2 separate regions of the Homo sapiens genome follow, and region 2 is linked to region 1. Evidence: read pairs that join two places in POLR2A ChIA-PET (ENCODE). Cell type or tissue: B cell. All regions are shown on one strand.

Region 1 (2,500 bases):
TAGTAGAGACAGGGTTTCGCCATGTTTAATGTGAGAAATATTTCATGCCTGTAATCCCAGCACGGCCTATATTTCTCACATTTAATGCGACCTTTGTATGTTTCTTTCCTTTTTTTTTTCCTTTGAGATGGAGTCTTGCTCTTGTCACCCAGGCTCGAGTGCAATGGCACGATCTCAGCTCACTGCAACCTCTGCCTCCCTGATTCAAGCGATTCTCCTGCCTCAGCCTCCCAAGTAGCTGGGATTATAGGCGCCCACCACCACGCCCAGCTAATTTTTGTATTTTTAATAGAGATGGGGCTTCACCATGTTGGCCAGGCTGGTCTCGAACTCCTGATCTTGTGATCTGCCCGCCTTGGCCTCCCAAAGTGCTGGGATTACAGGCGTGAGCCAGTGCGCCTGGCCAGATCTTTGTATGTTTCTTTGTGGATATATTGATGTATCAGATGGTACAGGGAGTGCTGCCCCGACCCCGCTGGAGGTGCAATGTAATATCAGATATAGGCACCGCATTACATTTCTAAAATATAAAAAGTGTAGAATTCCAAAGTGTATTGGGCTATAAGGGTTTGGATAATAAATTTGGATGTATATTTTACGTCATTTTAAAGCTGAGGAATAGAGACACTAAATACCAGCGCCGGTGAGTGACAGTGCCTGGACTGGAATCCAGGGATCGGAGTTCTGAGTTGAGTCTCTAACCACTAGGCTCTCTTAAGAGAGGTAGACTGATGCTTATTAACTGCATGAACGAAGGAGTAAAGGAGGCTGACTGGGCCTTGTTCCAATTCCTGGGCTGTTTTGCCTGCTGCTAGGGAGATTCCTATCTTTCTCTGGCAGAACATCTTTCTAAGCCCCGTGCTGCAGCTGTAAGTGTGCGTGCGAAACATGCATGGACACACACCACACACACACAGACTCACACCTTGGAGAGGAGCTGCATGCTGTTATATTTCCTGGAGCTTTGTGGCTGCCTGTTGTTTCAGCGATCTCATCTTTATGAATGAGGCGACAGAACCCACTAGTAACCAGGCGAGGGAGTGAAAACAGATGCTTTTCCAGCCAGGCAGGGCTGTGCTGAGCAGTTTGTCACTGGTTAAACCTCTGTCTCCATCAAGACACACTCCCTGTAAAAAATGATTACCGTTCTCTCTCTCTGACTTTAGGAACTGCTCCGGTCCTGAAAACTCAAAGTCACAGCTAACAGGAAAAGGATAATTTGTCTGTTGGATACTTAGACCAGAATAAGGCAATGGGGTACAGTGATGCTATTTCTGAAAGTGTGAAGGCCTAATTTCCTCCAGCCAAGAGAGGAAGTGAGCCTGCTTTGCGTGCTTGAAAGCTTCCTTGAGAGGAGGTGAGGTTGCCTCTAGAAGGCAGTGGAAAATCAACGTGGTTTTAAGTGAGCAAAAGTCTTCAAAAAAGCCTCAGGAATAAGATAGGCTATAGGTTTGGCCAAGGACAGACCATCAAGCAATATTGTTGATTGAAACACAGTTGTAGAAAGGTGAATACTGTATGATTTCCTCTACGTTTAAAAAAAGGACATGTATCTGCACGTGTGTGTGTGTGTTTAGATGTGTAAAAATATTTAAAAAAGGACGAGAAGAATACTCTCTTACCATTAACACAGGAAGTAAATAAAAAATGGGGTGGGGGTGGGGAAAGCCATGTCAGAGGGAGAGAAGGGTGAGTTTCTATTTTCAGTCATATATACTACAGTGTTTTTCCTTTACTTCTGTAATCTAAAATAAAAATAAATAAAGTCAACTGGCAAAAGCAAACACCCAAGCAAACAACTACATAATAAACAGAAAGCCCTTTAATTTCTAAGAATCAGGAGGCTTCAGAACATGAAAGAACTTCCTGGTTCGAGGCATTCCTCGTGAAATCATGTTTGGAAGCCAATCTGGAATTCTACCCCGCCCGGAACGAGGTAGACTCCATAAAGCAGTATTGAAATTTCCCTGTTGAACAAAAAATAAATGTTTGATGCTTTCTCTCGACCTCTGTTTAAAGTTATTAACTCTTCTTTTATTTAACTTTTATTAAAGTTATTAACTCTTCTTTCAGCTTACTGCTGTGGTGGTGTGTGTGTGTGTGTGTGTGTGTATGTGTGTATGTGTATTTAAAGCATAGGAAACATCCAAATGACTAATGTTGTTTACATTCTATTCTTTAAAATACACATCATACTAGATGAAAGCATAAAACAATATCTTTAAATATTAAAGAAAAACAATCCTGTTTAAAAACCAGCCTCTTCCAGAGCCTAAGAGAGATACACTAGGCCCTTGAGGATGCTTGAGACTGTGCGCAAAAAAATTGGGGTCTTTGGTTACTCTATTGTAAAACAATCAGGTTGCATTCTGGCTTTTAGATTGTTTTAAGTGAAGTTTCACTACTTGCTTGTTACTTTTGTTTAACTTATTCCTTATAAATTGGGTTAAGTAGAAAATAGGAAGAGAAAGAGGAGCCCAAGGAAGGTGGTGATGGTAGG
Region 2 (2,500 bases), 180 kb after region 1:
ATTAGCCAAGAAAAACTCAGAAAGTGAGAAGGAAGGGCAAAAAAAAAAAAAAAAAAGTCACTTCTTTTTGTCTTTCAGGAATTTTAATAATAAAACAGCTTTGGATCACCTATTTTAGATTCTTCTAGTAGACAGCCCCCAGTAGATTCCTTAACTTTTCAAATGGCATTGAAAAAGCGAGGAAGTTATTTCACCTCTTTGGGAGGCTGTCTCAGTCCTCTCTATCCATTGGAGGGCAGGGCAGCCACTCAATAAGTGTCTGTTGCATGAGTCAAGTAAAGGATCAGACCGGGGTGTCTCAGAGCCTTCCCTGCTCTTCTATTCTCTGTTAAGCCACTGAATGAAGAAGGCTGCCACATTTTCCTCTGGGTCAATATCAACAGCAAAACAATATCCCAGAACGGTCATTTCTGGGACAATAAATAGTTTTCCAGAGCTGCTATCTTAGGCCTCTCTGCCACTAAGGGATTAAAGAGAAATGCACACCCCTCCAGAATTTCCTGTCCTGTCTTGCGGTTAACTTAAAACATTTTCAACTCCCGCCTCCCCCTTTCTCACCATCTCTCTTCATGGTTAAAGAGGTTATAAATTTGCAAAGGAAATGATTAAGCAAATCCAGAAAATTTGGCCATGGGACCTGATTTTTCAAGGCCTTAGTTTTTGAAAGCTGAAGAAATCTGTCCACTGAAGGATTTGCACATGAGTTTTTTAGTCTTAGGGCTGGGGCATAATTTCCTGTTTTTGTATTCTCAAAACTGTTAAGCTACTTGTGAACAACTGGCCAGCAAAGATAGGGAGGGGGCAGGGGATGCGGAGAGAGGGTTGTGAGCCCAGAGGGGAGGAGAAAGGCTGTTTCTCCTCAGTTCTCACAGAACCTCTATGAAAATAGAAAGATTTATTTATTTATTTACTTTAAAGACTGTGAAGTAGAGACAAGGGGTAGATTCTAGACATTGAAGTTGGAGGTGTGAGTGGTAAAGAGGAGAAGAAACATGTTTTAGCAGGAACTTGAATAAGCTGATTGAAACTCAAAGAACAGTCTGTTTCCATAAGCATGAACATTTCTTAGACACTCATTTTGTGCTTTGCATGGAATACATCGTTAAATCCCCACAGCAACTCAGTGAGGTGGATTCTACTAGTGTCTCCACTTTATGGATGTGAAAGTGAAGCTGGAAGAAGTTAAGGAACCTGCTCAAAGCCACGTGGCTAGCAAGTAGCACCACTGGGATTGCAACCAAGGCTGTTTGGACCCAGAGCCTGTGTTCATAGCTACTGCTCTCTTCTGAAGATAAAGGAGGAGACAAGGATGTCAGCATGACCATAGCATACATGTTCATTTATTTAGAGCCAGGGAAGGGGGTGGGACACTAATCAAGGTTGCCCCTTCCCTTCACTTCCCTTCCCTTCCCTTCCCTTCCCTTCCCTCCCCTCCCTTCTCCTCCCCTCCCCTCCCCTTCCCTTCCCTTTTTTCTCCTCTTAAAGCCACCAACTGTGCTAGGTATTTGTATGTTTACTCTCAGATCATTTTTCCAAGCTTCTCTTCAAACTGCATTTCCCAGGTTCCATTACCAACTGGCTTCTGGTTAAGTTCAGCCAGTGGGCGGCACTGACACGTATTTTTCCTGCCTCCTCCCTCCAGTCAACAAAAAGGTACTGCTTGCAGAAGCCTCCATTGGGTTCCAGCTACCCTCAAGCAGCCTCACCCCCATCCACATGGGGTTCTATTTCCCACAGGGTGCCGGGTTCCCTAGCTCCAGAAGCATCACCTCTTCCCTTTGGCTGTGTGTCTCTAGTGGTGGTTCTTTTTGTAGCCTATTTCTATTTCTTTCTTTCTTTTTTTTTTTAAATTATACTTTAAGTTTTAGGGTACATGTGCACAATGTGCAGGTTAGTTACATAGGTATACATGTGCCATGTTCTATTTCTAATCTCCGGGTGGGCCTCACGGCCCCATGGTTGTCTTTTCAACTCTTCCAGTACCTTTAAAACTAGCACCCATATTAATGTCCTTCTATTCAGCTCCTTGTCATGGGATAGAGGTTCCCGAGAAAACCCTAAGACACAGATCACAGATTTTTCTTTTTTTTTTTTGGAACAAAGTCTCGCTCTTGTCCCCCAGGCTGGAGTGCGATGGTGTGATCTCGGTTCATGGCAACCTCTGCCTCCCGGGTTCAAGGGATTCTCCTGCCTCAGCCCCCCGAGTAGCTGGGATTACAGGCGTCTGCCACCACACCCGGCTAATTTTTGTATTTTTAGTAGAGATGGGATTCTCCTTCCTCAGCCCCCCGAGTAGCTGGGATTACAGGCGTCTGCCACCACACCCGGCTAATTTTTGTATTTTTAGTAGAGATGGGGTTTTACCATGTTGGCCAGGCTGGTCTAGAACTCCTGACCTCAGGTGATCCACCCGTCTTGGCCTCCCAAAGTGCTGGGATTACAGGCGTGAGCCACCGCGCCTGGCCGACACAGAGGTTTTTAACCTAAGACACAGACCCTG

Evidence for each region. Peaks named below come from ENCODE experiments on the same cell type or tissue, not always from the same donor. Only the 100,000 strongest peaks of a DNase experiment are listed, where the experiment ranks them.
Region 2: POLR2A ChIA-PET joins it to region 1 with 12 read pairs; 10 of 35 experiments call an interaction of 5 or more read pairs at or near these places.

Annotation. Positions count from the first base shown.
Region 1 is chr20:53,750,210-53,752,709 of GRCh38, forward strand. No RefSeq gene overlaps it. Among named protein-coding and RNA genes, the nearest start is that of ZNF217, 160 kb to the left of the region's middle. RefSeq lists an enhancer at 579-1,080. In B cell, no CTCF peak of the experiment used is centred here; a DNase peak (open chromatin) is centred at 1,332; H3K4me3 peaks cover 993 bases; H3K27ac peaks cover 2,095 bases.
Region 2 is chr20:53,934,265-53,936,764 of GRCh38, forward strand. The region is part of intron 1 of BCAS1-AS1 (BCAS1 antisense RNA 1); the gene reads left to right. Among named protein-coding and RNA genes, the nearest start is that of BCAS1-AS1, 20 kb to the left of the region's middle. RefSeq lists an enhancer at 748-1,249. In B cell, no CTCF peak of the experiment used is centred here; DNase peaks (open chromatin) are centred at 521, 757 and 945; H3K4me3 peaks cover 478 bases; H3K27ac peaks cover 1,822 bases.